Linked DNA regions of Mus musculus: region 1 is linked to region 2. The links are chromatin loops, found by intact Hi-C in ENCODE. Cell type or tissue: heart. All regions are shown on one strand.

Evidence for each region. Peaks named below come from ENCODE experiments on the same cell type or tissue, not always from the same donor. Only the 100,000 strongest peaks of a DNase experiment are listed, where the experiment ranks them.
Region 1: it touches region 2 in a loop (10-fold over the local background); 35 of 42 quality-filtered maps call a loop at or near these places.

Annotation. Positions count from the first base shown.
Region 1 is chr12:100,846,083-100,854,082 of GRCm38, reverse strand. Dglucy (D-glutamate cyclase) reads right to left here. Exons shown (of 13, transcript NM_145448.5): 8 at 3,710-3,970; 9 at 770-869. Among named protein-coding and RNA genes, the nearest start is that of Gm36572, 44 kb to the left of the region's middle. In heart, no CTCF peak of the experiment used is centred here; a DNase peak (open chromatin) is centred at 4,422; H3K27me3 peaks cover 1,585 bases.
Region 2 is chr12:100,921,557-100,929,556 of GRCm38, reverse strand. Ccdc88c (coiled-coil domain containing 88C) reads left to right here. Exons shown (of 30, transcript NM_026681.5): 25 at 492-730; 26 at 6,189-6,377; 27 at 7,962-8,000. Among named protein-coding and RNA genes, the nearest start is that of A630072L19Rik, 13 kb to the left of the region's middle. In heart, a CTCF peak has its summit at 3,133 (motif pointing right); no DNase peak of the experiment used is centred here; H3K27me3 peaks cover 1,490 bases.

The DNA.
Region 1 (8,000 bases), 75 kb after region 2:
ATTCAGATTCAATGTACATACTGGAAAGAGCTGAAACCAGGAACCTAAAGAGATGTTTGTCTGCCCTTGTTCTGAGCAGCACTACTTAGAACAGGCAACATTTGTAGTAAAAACAAAACAAAACACACACACAACAGAAAGCACCGGAGTGCATTGCATATAGAGCCCGTCTGAGTCCTGTAACACTGAGAGTCCGTATTGCTTTTTAAATGCATATACTGATCTGCAATACACATTGTGTTATTGTAGGTTTAAAAAGTGTACAAAGCACTGTGTAAGTTATTAAATCTGAAACTAATGACAAACAAGGGGTTCTCAAAATGCTTGACCACAACACACAGCAATAAACACACACACACACACACACACACACACACACACACATAAAGTAGGAAGAAGGAGGGGAGGGGAGTTTTTCAGGAGAGCACTTTTCATTACTATACAAGCTGAACAATGCTATTTCTGTTTTGTTTTCTGAACGTTTTGGCTACCCCCACCCCCCAGTTGAAATGGTTTGATTACTGCAAGATCTCTTTGTTGAGCAACTGCTAACTTCGTTTCTTATTTTGTCAGATATGGGGGCCATCTTTCCCTGCTGGCATGAATCTATTTCCAGACATGCTCTATGGGGCTCTAAGCAGACCCCAATATCCCCAGCCTCATGCCTTTTCTTTCATAGGATGAGGTATTCAAAAACTTTGTCAGCAAGGTTACAAGGATGTGGTCTTCCCAAGTAACATGCACTCCATCTGGGGTACCATATACATACCTAGGAGACTTAGGGTCCCCATCTTTGCACAAAAATGCCCGAGCATCTTCCATGGATCTTCCTTGGTAAGTTAATATGGGAATCGGTGTCTTTAGAACTCCTTGAGAATAAAGACAATGGGTAGCCACATCAGTACTGGGGCTGTGGTGGGCTTTTGAGAAGTATCTTTAGACAGTACTATAACATTACTGAGTAGTGTCCTTCAATATGCTTTGATAGAATTCAGCAAAGCATAAGTTTACTTCTAGTTCTGACTGAACTACAGAGTTGGCAGGGGATAGGGGGTTGAGCTGGATCAGTATAGACCTGGGGATATGCTGTATGTTAGACGGTCTGTTCTGGCCCACTGCCAGCAGAACTGTGCACTGTGTAGATGCCTGGGTGACAGGTGGCCCTGCACTTGACATGTATGTTCTCATTTACATTTCATAACCATGTTCCATAAAGTGATTGTTACATTGTTTCACTTTATAGAAGGAGAAACGGATGCTCAGACACCAGGGAAGTTGATCAGAGTCAGATACAGTACCTGTGTTGGTACCACAGCTCCACTTCTGTCTTAATTTTTGTTACTGTGATAAAATGCCCTTACTGAAAGCAATTTAGGGGAAGAAAGAGTTAATTAACTTACAACTCTAATCTGCAGTCCATCGCTGAAGGGAAGTTGAGGCAGAACCTTGAGCAATTACGTTACAACCATGGTCAAGAGCAGAGAGAAATGAATGCCACACACCGCCTGCTTGCTGCTAGCTTCTTCCTCTTTTATACTATCCAGGAGCCCCTACCCAGGGCATGGTTGTGCCCACAGCCCCACACAGACATGTCCAGAAGCCAACTTGATCTAAATAAGCCCTCAACTGAGACTCCTTTGTCAGGTGACTGTAGGTTGTAGCAAGTTGACATTTTAAAACCAGCCATTGAATTCCTACTCCCAGATCTTACTAGTTCCCTCTCCAGACAAACATTCCTTCAGGGGAGAGCAATAACAACTGAGGCAGAGTTCCAGAGACTTGGGTTAGTGTGGGGCTAGGGAGTCATGGGACGGGCATAGCAGGCTCCAAGCAAGAGTGAGGTTGAGGCATGTCCAAACCCTAGAAATCTCATTCTGACATGGGCAGGACTTGGATTGCTTCCCCACTCCACCCTGGGCCTGCATGACCTGGCACATGTAGTCCTGCACCCCCCCCCTCTCCCTCCCCCAAGAGGTCACATAGCCCTCAAGCCAGGTTAAACTTTCTCTTCCCTTATAAGGTCATGTCCAGCAGCACCTGGAATTCTTCTTTATGCAAATGAAGCATCCCCAGCACCCTGGCCTGGGCCAACAATATACACTCACCCTAAAGCCTTGTCCCACCTCCAAAGGTTTAAGTAGCCTCTGTTCTCCCCCCACCCCCTATTAAACAAGCTGAGCTGTCTCCTTGAGAGTCAGTTCGCACTGTGCTATGCTCACAGCTGCCTGTGAGTCTCTTTTGCTCCTGGTCTTTCTGCCCTACTTCTCCTCTCAGGATCCCCTGGTTGCAATTAAGGCCACCAACGGTAGGTTGGTACTTGTATGATAGTGATTACAAAGTGAAATTGATTGTCAAAAAACATTTTGTGATCACAAATAACACACATTATTGTAGATTATGTGGAAAATAATATACATATCTCCCCAAATGAAAATCATCTGGTTTTCATTCATCTATCTCTTAGCAGTTAGGGGAAGAATCGTGGCTTTTTCACAGGCTCAGGGCAAATCTTCAAGGAGAAGGAAAGATGGCCAACAGGGCACCCTGGGCAGTATCCCTGGACTCAGGGCTTAGAGGTATGTGACCGTGAACAAACCACATGAGCATCCTGAGCGCCTCCTCTGTAGAGTAATGGCCACCTAGTCACATTGCTGGGGTGGCACCATGATGGTCTGTCAATTTCCTGGCTGGGGTCTGGTGAAAGTGGGTGCTGAGTGAAGCCAACCTTCACCCCCCCTGGCTGCACTGTGTCAGATGCTAGTCAGGGGAATGGGTACCAGGGAGCCCAGCCAGGCAACATGAGGCACATATCTGAGAAAGGACACACAAAGCCCCTGTCAAGGAGGGTCAGAAACCCCTGTCACGGAGGGTCAGAGAGATGTGGCTCCCTCCTCAGAGCTATGGAGTACAATCCTTGCTGGGCTCCTGCCCATGAGAGGGGAGAAAGGATTCTGCTAAACATAGCCACAGAGGAGAGTCAGGTGGAACCTTCTGTTGGCCCTGGAGCAGAGCTTGACACAGTCACGTGTCCGGCAGTTTTCTGGCCTCACTTGCTGATCTGTCTAGTATTCCTTGGTGCCTCCTCTCCTTTCTTTTTGTGAGGGAACCCAAGGTGAAACCCTAGCTTCATCCCTGTCATCCCCACAGTGGTCTTCCGAGAGCTTCCCCCATAGAGGTCACATGTAACTGGTCTCAGCCTCCTTTTCCACAGAACAAACAACCTGCCTCTATCCTTAAACATTCTGGTTGCCCTGCAGGTGGTTTCCTGGGAGACAGAGCCAGGAAGCTGAGGGAAGGGATAGGGAAAGTGAGGAGTGTGTGTGTGTGTGTGTGTGTGTGTGTGTGTGTGTGTGTGTGTGTATTTTTGAGTGTTCACTAAGATTTATGGCATGGGGTTCTGGCTTGGGTTCACATGGCTTTGGACCTCCAGTGCACTGACTGGTGGAGGTGGTTGGGGAAATGGTCACCGTGTGGACAACCGTGATTGATTAGATCACTTGGGCTTTCTGAAACCTCAACATCTTTTTCTATAAAATGAACCTCTTGTTGCTTATAACAAAGTTGTTCTAGGCTTGGAGATAAAGCACCCTGTTACAAGGACACATCCTGGAGCTGTGTACCTGGCTGAAGGTTGGCACATTGCTTTCTTCCAGTCTCTGCCCACGAAGACCTGCTTGGGGAAATGGCTTGACCCCACCTCACTGCTCACCTTGCCTAATGGCGTCTTCAACAATCCTCATATGCAAGTTCAAGGCTCTCTGGTCTACTACCATGGCGGTCTCCTTCCCCAGAGCCTGTAGGAAGGCAGCTAAGGCGATGGCTCCTGGTGGGCCATCTGTCTCTTCTGGGGGCTCATGATTGAAATGTGTTGGGAATCCAGTGGTGACGAGTACGGAGCGGGCATGAGACAGTGACAAAGCAGCTTGCAGTAGCTCATCTTTAAGTAGTAGGTGCCCGATTCCTCGGTTCCCTAAAATTACAAAAATAAAGTAACATATCTAGGTGATGGTGTTTAAGGTGGATACACTGATAGTTCCGGTTGGTTTTGGTCCAGAAGTCACGTGGAGGAGTGTGGCAGTCTGACCTGTTCATATGCATTCTTGTCCCTCTGACTCCCACCCCTCTCTTAGCCACAAGACTGGTTTGGTCTCAAGGTACATAAGGAAGTGATGGGTGCCCTGCTGAGCCTAGCCCTGTCCTTTCCTGTGCCTCTCCAAACACACCTACCCTCTTTTTGTCCGAAATGTTGATTGATAGCTACAGCAGGTCTGATGGCAGAGCTGCTGGGACCCCAAGTGTCTGGGTAAAGCAGAGTCCCTCCCTGTTGACCCAGAACACTCTCAAGTCATTCAGGATGCTGTTACAGGGAGAGTTGCCTATTAGGGTGTCAACTACATTGCACCTCTGAACTGTGCCTCCAATAATAGAGTCAGGTATTGACTGCCCTCTAGTGGAGAAGTTGAGCAAGTGGGGAGCTATCTGTAGAGGAACCCAGTTAGTCCCAGGGAACACAGATGAGGGACAGTAGTTAGTGCTAAGGTTGCCCAGCCGGGCCAGCTGAGCAACACCACTTCCTGACTCTTCATACCAGCATGCCTCTGTCTACCATCAGGTCTCTTCTACACAAGTGCCATACAGAGGCAGAGTGTGTCTCTAGCCGAGCTGCCTTTAGAGCAGGCTAAAGGGATGTTGACTTGCAGTTGAGGGTCACAGAGAGCATGAAGAATGCTGGCTTTGGATCCCTACTATGGAGTAACTGCTCTAGACTGAGAGTAAATCCATACAGGACCTGGCTCATGATAGCTGTGTGTCGTTAGTCCTATCTTTGCTTCTTCTACATGGATAACAGGGAGGGTAGCCTGGGTGGAAGACGTCTCTGGGGACAGAGATTCCCACCTTCTGGTTGCTGGAGTAGGAGCTGGAAGTTGGGGCCTGGAAGGTGATTTTTTCCCTCTTCCATGTGGTGTCTGGCATCCCAAATAAAGTAGTCGTAGGTATGTGTAAAATTCAGTGAGAAGGGGGTTAACTGTGGCATTGTTTAAGGTACCAGTGATGGATAATTAGTCAAACGGTGGCACGTTCGCACAATGGATCCTTTAAAAAGGATGCTGTCAACTGAGTGACTCATTCCTGGGATCCAGCTCTCCTCTGGGGAGACTGAGGCAGGAGGATTGCAGGGAGTTCAAGGCTAGCTCAGGCTAAAAAGTGAGACTCTGTCTCAAACAAATAAACAGTGTGTAGATGTCGTGAAAAAATTATTTCACGGTATGGAAAGTAATTACAGTTATTTTTAAAAGTCTCAAAATACTATCATGGTGGAGTTCCTGTATGCAAAGATTTGAGCTAAAAGAAAGACTTTAAAGGTAAACACAAGCCTATCGATAATTTATTGATTGTAACGGATTCTGGTAGTTTTAAAAAGTGTGTGGATAGGTGTATGTGATGGTATGTGTTCTCGCGCATGTGTCTGTGTGAATGTGCACATGGAAGCCAGAGACTGAGGTCATGAGTCTTTGGTTGCTTTCTCCAATTAATTTAAATTTAAAAGTTTTTTGTTTTGGTTTTGGTTTTGGTTTTGGTTTTGGGGGCAGGGTCTCTCGCTGAACCCAGAGCTCACTGATTTGGCTGGGCTCGGCTGAATGGCCAGAACGTCTCAAGGATCCCTTGTGTGCCTTCTTAGTCCTGGAGTCCCAGGCACACACTGCTGTGCCATGCTTCTTGTGTGTGCTGGGGACTGAACCCAGCTCCTCCTGCTGCCGACCTGGCAAGGACTTAACTAACTGAGCCAACACCTCAGGCTCCGGGATTCGGGTAATTCTTATGGCTTATTTATTTTCACACATTTTCCTTCCTAAGACTTAGTTTTATTAATTATTAGATTCATTTTTGAGACTGGGTCAAGTCCCAGTCTTGCATTAATGGTCCCCCTGTCTCAGCCTCTTAAATGCAGGGGTCAGAGGCATGCACCACCACCCTGGCTACTTTTGTGTATTTTCTGATGTTCGTACAATGAACATGAAATAGTGATGACAAGAAAGGAGAAGAATAACATCATTTTGTACAATAAAATTGGATGTAACATGGTTCATGGAATCTGATGAGTAATATATTAAAGAGAGGGTGAGGGGGGAGACTTGGGGCAACTGAAGGCTGTGTATATGGATGATGATTTTATTACCAGGGCAAAAACCATTACTATAAATTTTGCATCCTCCATGTCCTCCAGACATATCATATGCAAGTCAATGTCCTCTTAAAGATGACTGAGTGCCTCTATTAATAAGCTCAGTAAATAGTGCCTAACATGCCGCACACCACCATTAATCATATCTGCTTATTTGAGTGGGAATCAAAACCATCTATTGTTCTTGCGGATTAAAGATGGTTTTTCCTAGACGGACTCAGCACATCAGACAGTCATCAATCTGCCTCCTCTGGGACTCAGGCTTCAAGCCCCGCACCAATCTGCAAGAGCGCCGATGGGAGGCAGGCGTTGTGTCTGACCTCTCTGCTCATCCTTACCAAAGCAACCGTAAATCTGCTGTCGGCTCCTTCTTTTAAACTTAAAGCTAATTACAGAGTTAATAATTCATCTTTCCTCATGACGCTATGTTAAATGGGGGAGCTGTCAGCTTGGGTAAGGCTGTATGGGAGGAAGAAACTATCATAGAAAAAAAAAAGAAATATCTACCCAGGAAAGTGAGGAAGAACTCTTTTTTAAAACTACATTTTTAAAGGTGTCTCTGTGTGTGTGTGTGCGTGCGTGTGTGCGTGCATGCGCGCACGCCTATGTGTGCTCTACTTATGTGTCAGAGATCAGAGGGCAACTTGCAGGAATTGTTTCTTTCCTACCACGTCAATCAGGTCATCAGCTTGCTGACAACTTGTCCTTATCCACAGAACCATCTCACTAGCCCTGGAACACTTGTTTTGATTGCCCAGGTATGAATATGGCACACCATGTAAGACTCTATGTACACCTGGCATGACATAACCTCAGGGTGTTCCCGTGGTAGGCATGCATGATGAGTTTCCTGTGTGTTTATGTGTCAATAAAACCTTAGTCTCCACACAAGGAATGAATGAAGGAGTCAACGAACCAAGAAAAAGCCATGTCTGGTAGCTTATCAGGGAGCTTAGTGACTGTTAGTGTCTACAGCCTCAGGGTGCAGAAGCAGCCATTTCTAAGTGAGGTGTGCTCCCTTGAGTCTTCTGTCTGGCCAGCAGGCTTCATAGGACTCTCAGAGGTCACTGGACTGCCATGGGATCAGTTTTCCAGTACTGTGAGGCACTGCTCTCTTCAGAGGCAGCTCTGGCTTGTTCCCGGGAGTCTCCTCCCCAGGCTGGCTCTGCCCTCTGTGCCCCCTGGGTTCACCCATTGATCCTAACATCCTTGCCTGGGAAAATGCCAATTATTGGGGCATTGGGAGAGGCCATAACTCCCAGAAATTGCCAGATATTTGAGGTATGTCTGCCCTCCAGTTTTAGGAACACATCTCATAAGAAGATACAGGGGGAGTGGGCTATGAGCTAAGGAATGCTAGAGAACTTTTTAACTGGCCAGGCAAGAAAATAACACACAACTTATATTTCAGATTCTAATATATACCGCATGCATAAACCATGGCCAACAGAGTCAGCTGACAAGGGCTCAACATCTTCCACAACCAGCTACTGTGTATTTTCACTTCCCAGGAGTACCTACTGTGTATTTTCACTTCCCAGGAATACCTACTGTGTATTTTCACTTCCCAGGAGTACCTGCTGGGTATTTTTACTTCCCAGGAGTACCTACTGTGTATTTTCACTTCCCAGGAGTACCTACTGGGTATTTTTAACTTTATATGTTTTGGTTTCTTTTACTAAATGAAGTTAACAAAAAATTGTCTCATAGAGACAGCAGAGCATTTACTAAGATCAGATGGAACATGCATTTACTGATTATGCCCAGCAGGAGTAACTGTAGCATAACTAATGTTCTTGCTATTTAGCACAACCCT
Region 2 (8,000 bases):
GGGGCACAGTCAGCACCAAATACCTCCTATACCCCTGATGGGGCTTGCTCAGTGCCAGGGGCACAGTCAGTGAGCACCAGCCTTGTCATTGGTTAACTTGAGCAGGTAATATGCCTAAAAATGACTTTCATGGGAAAAATAAATGAATAGCTAGTTATTACAGCCTCATTTTTACACATCCAGATGTGTAAGGGTACTATGGAGGTGCTCTTCCGGGACACCAGCATGGTTCCTGATACCACATACTTCTGCTACTGCTTAGCTGCACCAAAGAGTCTGGCTCTTCAATTCCAGGTCTCAGGTGTTCAGATAAGACCGTGATAGTGTTCATGAACATAGTCCTCTTTTATTGAGGGTACTGGGATGGAACCTGGGGCCTTGTGAATTCTAGGCAAGAGCCCTGTCACCAAGCTATACCTCCAGCTCAGTGCCATGGCTTGCCTCTCTGAGCATGGGTTGTAACTTCTAAAAAAATTTTTTTTTCTAATTAGGAAGAACCACTGGATTGGAGCCAAAGCCCTAGTCAAACTTATCAAGCCAAAGAAAGAAGGTTCCAGAGAACGGTTAAAATCCACCACAGATAGCCCCCCCTGGCAGCTGGAGCCCTCAGACCCTGCCTCGCCATCTCCCTCTCAGGCTCTCAGATCGCAGACGGAGAACCCCGACAACCCCCCATCGGGTCCAAACTGTGTGGAAGAACGAGACACCCACAACGGGCCTGTGGGGAAAGGTAGGTGCAGCTGCCAGACGGGTCAGGGTAAGGATAGAGGCTCTGAAAGTTCCATTCACTGATGGGGTATGCCGTGCCTCTGTGGGGATGTGGCACTCTATGTGTCCATGTGAGCATGCCCTCCTACTCGGGCATGCCCACAAGCCCATCTCAGCTATGGCCATGTTACCTAGAGTACTTGGGAAACACCATTCATTACGTGGGCTGGTTGGTTATTCGAATGTCCAAGGTTGAAGCTTGGTCAGGCAGCCTAGGGGCGCACAGGAACTGATGTGTTGGGGCTCCCTCGGGTGTGGCAGACATTATGATTCGCTCTTTTTTTGTACAGTGATCCCTGGGGCATTAACCACATCTTTCACACACCCGCCCACTTTCGCTTTCGGGAAGTCCTGAGTGGCTGTCTCTTTCCACCATTTCAAAGGCATCTTGGCTTGTCCTCCACACAGATCTGTCCTTGAGGCCTGTAGCCTCAGGAAGGACACTGGGGATAGATGATTGGAGCTGGCCGGGGACTCTGAAGTTAGAGCAGGAACACTAGTCAAGCTTGCTGTAGTTCATTGATGAGTGGCACTGCCGCTGGTAAATGGCAGATGGCGGCGGCCTTTCACCTCCGAGGGTTTCATCACATTCCTGCGCTGTAAAAAAATCTCATCTAAAAGATACATTGTTGGGGCTGGAGAGCTGGCTTGGCAGTTAGGAGCACCTGGCTGCTCTTGCAGAAGATAGGGTTTTGATTCCCAGCACCCAGATGGCAGCTCACATCTGTAACTCCAGCGTCAGGAATCCCATGCCTCTTTTTGTCCTCCTCAGGCACTGCGTGCACATGGTGGACTTAGACAGATCCAGGCAAGCAGTCATGCACATAAGATAAAGATCTCAGACTAACAGACTCCCCTGCCCCTGCCCTGCCCCTGCCCCTGCCCCTGCCCCTGCCCCTGCCCCTGCCCCTGCCCCTGCCCCTGCCCCTGCCCCTGCCCCTGCCCCTGCCTCCTGAGTGCTGGGATTAATGGCATGTGCGCCACCATGTCTGGCTCTTTTTTAAAATAAGACATTGTTGTGCACACGTGCAAAAAGAAGAGCTTGGTGAGGTAGCTCGGGTACAGCACAGTCACTGCTTGTACCATCTCTGCCAGGTCTGTAACAACTGAACATTTCTAAAGCTGCGTTCAGATTTACCATCTGGTATGGTATCAGAAATGACTGTCATAGAACCTGAAATACAATTTACCTGAAGCCCTAAAAAGCTTACTGACTTACTGGGAGGTGGGTTATTTATGCCAGATCTTCACCCGCGTAGCTTAAGCATTTATCTATTATTATAGAACTTTCTGAATGTACGTCAGGGAGTCCAGTGCTCTTGGGGTGACGGGATGTTGAGTAACAGGTGCCCTCTGTGTGGGTGAGGTCACATTCACCACTACAGGTGGTGACGTCGTCAGCTCTGAGGACGCACGCACCCGTCAGTTACATCTCTGTTGTGGGGTCGGGAGAAGGTGAAAGGTGTGTCAGCGCTGAGGCAGCAGTGAACTGTGACATTTGAGACAGGATCTCCAATGATGAGGTGCTGTAGGTCTGTCTTATCTGAACTCACTGCATAACCCAGACAGACCATGAGCTAGTGACAATCCTCCTGCCTCCGTCCTGGGACTACAGGTGAGAGCAGCCACACCCAGACCTTAACTGCCTCTAGACATTACCTTAACATTTCTTACAACCAGAGAGGGCCTGTTACCTCTGGCTTCCATACTGGCAATATTTTAATGTTTCCCACTTAAGACTGTATTGTTCTTACAGTTAACTGAATTTGCTATGTTCAGTTTAACTGAGTTAAGAAAACTTTCAAAAGCTCTGATACGGTGGCACATTCCTTTAGTCCCAGCACTCTGGCGGCAGATCTCTGAATTGGAGGCCAACCTAGTAGTCTACAGAGGGAGTTCCAGGACAGCCAGAGATACACAGAGAAACCCCACCTTGAGGGGTGGGGGTGCAGTGACAGCAAGAAAGAAAACTTAGGAGGAGTGTCTACCTGGTGCAGACTGCCACTGGGGGCTGAGTACCCTTTGAAATACTTTACAAGCCTTGTGTCCCTTCTAATCCATAACAACCCATGAAGTGGGCATCAATCACTGCTGTCCATTTTTTATTATTTATTTAGTTTTTAGAAGGTGGTCTTGTGAAGGGAACTCCGGTAGTATTTCTTTGAACACCAAGAAAGTAAAACTGATACAGTAATAGAGATCCAAGCCCAGGTGTCTCAGCCTCAGGCTCCTAAGAGGGCACTCCCTTCAGTGAAAGCAGCTTGGGTCCCTGCACATTCCACATAGTCAGGCTGTGGAGTTTTGTTTAATGCCTCCCTCAGCCGTGGTCAGTATCTAGAACCCTTATTCTGTAATGTGGGATGTGACCACTAGGTGGTGGTATAGCAAAAGACATAGAAAGTCTGGTCTCTAATCCTAAACCAGAAATCTGTTGGCTCACTTGATAAATACTACTACTGAAAGGTATGTTCAGAAGCTTAGATGAGTCGTCTGCTTTGTGGGGTCTCTGCTTTAAAGGCCAAGGAAGGGTGGGGGCGGGGAGGGGGGGTCCGAAGGGAAATAATTCTTCCAGGTCTTAGGAGGTTGGGGTATGAAAAAGACATTATAGTGTTTTTAAATACATCTAGCCAAGGAGGTGATTTTAGAATTACAGACTGTTGGTAGGTGTTTCGGGTAGACTGTATCCTGACAGCGGGCCAGCCTGTCATTAGGTGTGTCCGGTGTCCTGGAGTGGGAACGGCAGCTGTATGTGAGCTGAGTGAGTAGTCAGGGAGCCTGTCATTAAAATGGCTGAGTAAGAGATGCTGGCTGCAGCCTTAATGAGCATTCTTATTCAATAATTTAACACACTGAAATTGAAAAATCCTCCAAACCAGTGGCTCCTGGGGCATTGTGCAGCTCTCCTGTTGTGCTTCGTGAGTAATGGTTGGCACCAGGGCGCCACTAAATTAAATTGAGTCAGCGCCTAAATGGTTCTGGCCTGGGTATCAGGCGTAGGTTGGCCAGGATTCCGCTTCCCTAAATACGTTTTGCTGACTTAGACTCATTTGTAATTATTGTTCATTTCATTTGTGTTTTTTTTTCTTCCTCTTTTCTCTCTCTCTCTTTTTCCTTCCTGTCACAATGATAACAATTTAGCATTCCAGCGCAAAAAGAGTCCTTTTTTGAGAAGCAAAAGCAAGGACAAAGACAAGTCTCCATTGGTCCATCCAGCTCTCTCTAAACGCCTGCGGTTCTGGTCTTCCTCTGACATCCCATCCTCCCCTAACGAGTCTGCCTCTTTCTCAGACATTGGGGATTTCTGATCCCCTCCTTTACCATGTGTCTACATCATGTGTCCCTCCTTCATTTCAAAATTCAACCAACAACCAAAAGAAGTTAGTCCCTAAAGGCCACTCGGTCCCTAGCGGACCCCTGTCCCTCCCCCAGTTCCAAAGTAGCCACCGTGGATTCTGATTGCAAACTAGAAGATGACCTGTCATGTTTCCTGGACTGGTGCTTCGGCACAGCACAGTAGTAGGGGACCCCCGGGATGTACGTGCAGTAACTTGTCCTTGGGCCAGGAGATTCATGCTAAGTAAGTGACGTGACCTCATGCTCCGCCCCCTCCCGCATCTGCAAGCTTCTCTCGTGCCCTTGTGCAAAGCGGAAGTGGCCAGTTGTCGCTATGCTTCCTAAAATGCCCACCGGCGGGTGAGCCACCTTTCTAAAGATTTACTTGTAAGCAGCTGAACCTTGTCCCCTCTCTTTGTCAGAGCAGAGTCACTGGCTTCTGCCCCCGAGCCCGCAGTTCTGTGTTCTGAAGGATTCACTGCTCTGTTGGAACATTTTGAGTAATTGAACCGATTTTGCCAGACTGAAGTTTTATGACTGTGCTGCAATTCTCTGGCATCTCGGATGGTGAAATCCAAGCCACAGTGGACAGAAAGCATATCAGGACATGAGCCACACCCAGAGCAGGGGAAGATGGTGACCAGAGAGGTCACCCCACTGTCATGTCCCCATCTTGAGCCATTCTTACACCCCAGGTCTGATTTGGGCCATAGCCCCCTGTCTCCTATGTGCAGTTTTTACATATTCTCCCTTATTGCCAGTGCCAATGCACTCAGATGGAATACAAGTGTCACCTTAGAAATCAGGTGGCCATAGTAAACCTGCACCTGTGACAGTGTTAAGGTCATCATTGCCACTGACTTCAGCTTGTGACCCTGTCTTTAAGAACTCCAAGCCATCAAAGCTCCCGGTCCCAGAGTCTGTCCTCCCCGCATGCTGTTAGAATCGTGCTTGTCTCTGTCTGGTGCTCCTGCTGTCTGCCCGCCTCACCTCCCCCTGGACCTTCATTTCCGCCTAACACAGGAAGGCCTGTCACTCATTTCCACTTAACACAGGAAGGCCTGTCAGTCACTGTTCAGTCTGCCAGACTTGTTTCTTGCTTCTCATAAGGCTGTCCTCCAGAATCCACATCCCCCTCCCGTTCACATCTAAGATCTGGGCTTTGAAAGCCAACAGAGATGAGCCGTGAAGTTGAAGGGCTGAGGAGTCCGGTTTATGCAAGCGCAACCTCCACCTGCCTCCTGGTCTTTGGGCGTAAGGCATAGGCAGTGTACAGAAGGCCTGGCCGGCTGTTAGAAGTGCTCCCGTGTTTTTGTTTTGTTTTTGCTTTTGTTTATTTGGGGTTATTTTGTTCTGAGGTACTGGGGATCAAACTAAGGGTCTTAACACATGGCATGCAAGCACTCTCCCACCTCAGCTGCGTCCTCGGCCCTTCCTGCTCCATCATATCTCTTATCTGGAGATCCCAGACTCAATCCTATTTGATTTTCTCTTTATTTGTGTAGGGGATACTTTTTAAAAATATTATTTAATTTCAACAGATATATATGTTTATAGCAGAAAATTAACGCTGCTTAAAAGCGTACGATGAGAGGTGAAGACCCCCACGAAGAGATTATAGTTACTCCCCCCCCCCCCAAAGAAACTCTTGTAAGCTTGGCAGTGAACTTTTTTGACACCCCGAGAACTCCATTTGTCAGGGTCCTCAGAACCTCAGTGGTGGGTGTGGAGAAGAAGGCATCTGCAGATACTTATTCGAGCTGTTGAGACAGGACTTGGAGCTATGTACGGGCCGCAGAAAGTGTGCCCTACAGCAGACATTTGAACCATCCAACCTTTTTTTTTTTTTCTTTTTTTTTTTATCCTCTTGAGTTCTATTTCTTCCTGCCAGTTCTGATGCTAACCATGTGGTCCACGCTGGAGCCTGAGCTAGCCCTGTGGTGCCCTCCTTCCAGCTGCAGCTGGAAACCCACCCAGCTTGTGTCTCTGTGGTCTGTGTGCCCTGCTGCACCTGCTTTGGGCCTCATTGTGCTTGCCCAGCCTTGGCACGGGTTTACAACCTCATTTCTCAATGTCTTCTGCCCCAGGCCCAGGGGATCTAAAACCAAAACGAGGGTCCCCGCGTGGAGGCAGTGTTGACCGCACAGACACCTCCACTGACCCAGCTGTGAAGTCCTGGCCCTCGGAGCCTGGCTCCCGGACCTTTTCAACCTCAGCCACCACAGCAGCCCTTTCCAGCTCCACTCCTATCCCCAAGCACCTAGGCCGCACCAAAGGTGAGTACGGCCCCTCTAAAGGGTGAGCTACGGGCCTGGGGCCTGCCTAAAGACCAGACATAATATGAACAGAGAGAGAAGCTGATGAAGAAAGATTTCTGAGTCATACTTTGGTGTAAGCCTTGTCTCTGCAGCCAGCCAAGTGATTTTGGCCAAATAATTCAGCCATCAGTAGGCCTAAGAACCAGGAGGAAAACCTCAGAATCCACCAGCAGCAGAGGCAGCAGCATTCAGGCATTGGCAGTACCAGGGCTGAGCTAAGAATACCAGGCAGTTCTCTGGAGTCAGGAGGTATTTTCTCTAAAAATGATGAATGAGAGAGTCTCTAACCCAGAAGTCTAGTGACAGAAGCAAGGGCGTACATCATCAGGGAAGGATGTGCTGTGTCCTGGCGCTTCGGAGGCTGTATGTGTTCACACCTCAGATGCAACATCTAGTTGTCTTTGAGTCTAATTATGTGAAGGAAGCCCTAGCCAGCTGACTTGGTCAGATGTTGCCATAGAAAGCCTATAGAAGCTCAAGGATTCTGTCAACAACCAAGAAGAACCTGCAACCCCAAGCAGAGAACAAACAAACAAATAAATAAATGAAATTTAAAACAATGCAAAAGTCACTGACCTAAAGTGGGGTGTCAGGAAGAATTGCTAAGAGGATGTTGAAATGCCTAGCAGTGATGCAAAAGGTTACTGTGTTCCTGAAACAAGAGCAGGATGGCATGGAGGGAGCCCGAGCTAGTGAACACGGGGAGGAAGGAATGCTAAACTGCTGTAACTAACCGAAGAGAGTGAAAATACAAGAAGAAGAAAAAAAAAAAAAGACAAAAACCCAAACCAGCTGAGTATGACTGCCTCTGCGGGGCTAGAGCTACACACTCAGCCCTGGGACGCTCGGGCACACACAGCCTTTATGCCGTAATTAGAGAGTTGAAGCGACACACAGGGTTCCTAAACTCTGGGACCCTCACGGTCTGGACACCTGCTGCCAGTGGGTAGGTAACTGATTTAAATATCTTTTCAGAGGGGACCCTACATTCAGTGCTCAAGCTTGGAGAGGCCCCATGATGGTTGGCAGGAAGGTTCCCTGACTAATGTCCTGTTGGGAGCTGAGGGCACAAGGCTTGCTCATCCTTCCACCTTGGGTGGTGCATCCCAGTTTGCCTCCTTCCTCTTTTCTCCTGTCGTCCGATGGCATTGTGTCCCTAAAAATGGATTGTTTCCACACCCTCTGCTTTTGGCTTCCTGGCCTTTGGGGTTGGAAGGGTTCCTGGGGCACTAGGACATCTGCTCCCTTCCCTGGTCCTCAGATCGAAGCATACATGCATCTTCCACCCCTTCGTTCGCAGGCACAGAGTGTGAGTTAAAGTTAAATGGAATCGGTCCAGTGTGTTAGCCCGTCTCCTCTTTCCATCTAGATAGATGAGTTAGAGGCACTCTGCGTACCGTGTCCCTCCCCCTAAGAACTGGACCTTGCTGTGGTTCTGGGCTGAACAAAGGCATGCGTTGGTCACACAGCCAGGGGCCAGGGTCTTCCCTGCGGGTTTTAGGCATTCTAAACCCCAGCGTATTAACTTTATTCTCATCTTAGGTTGTAATTCAGATGACAATCTCTGTGAGCCATCCTCGG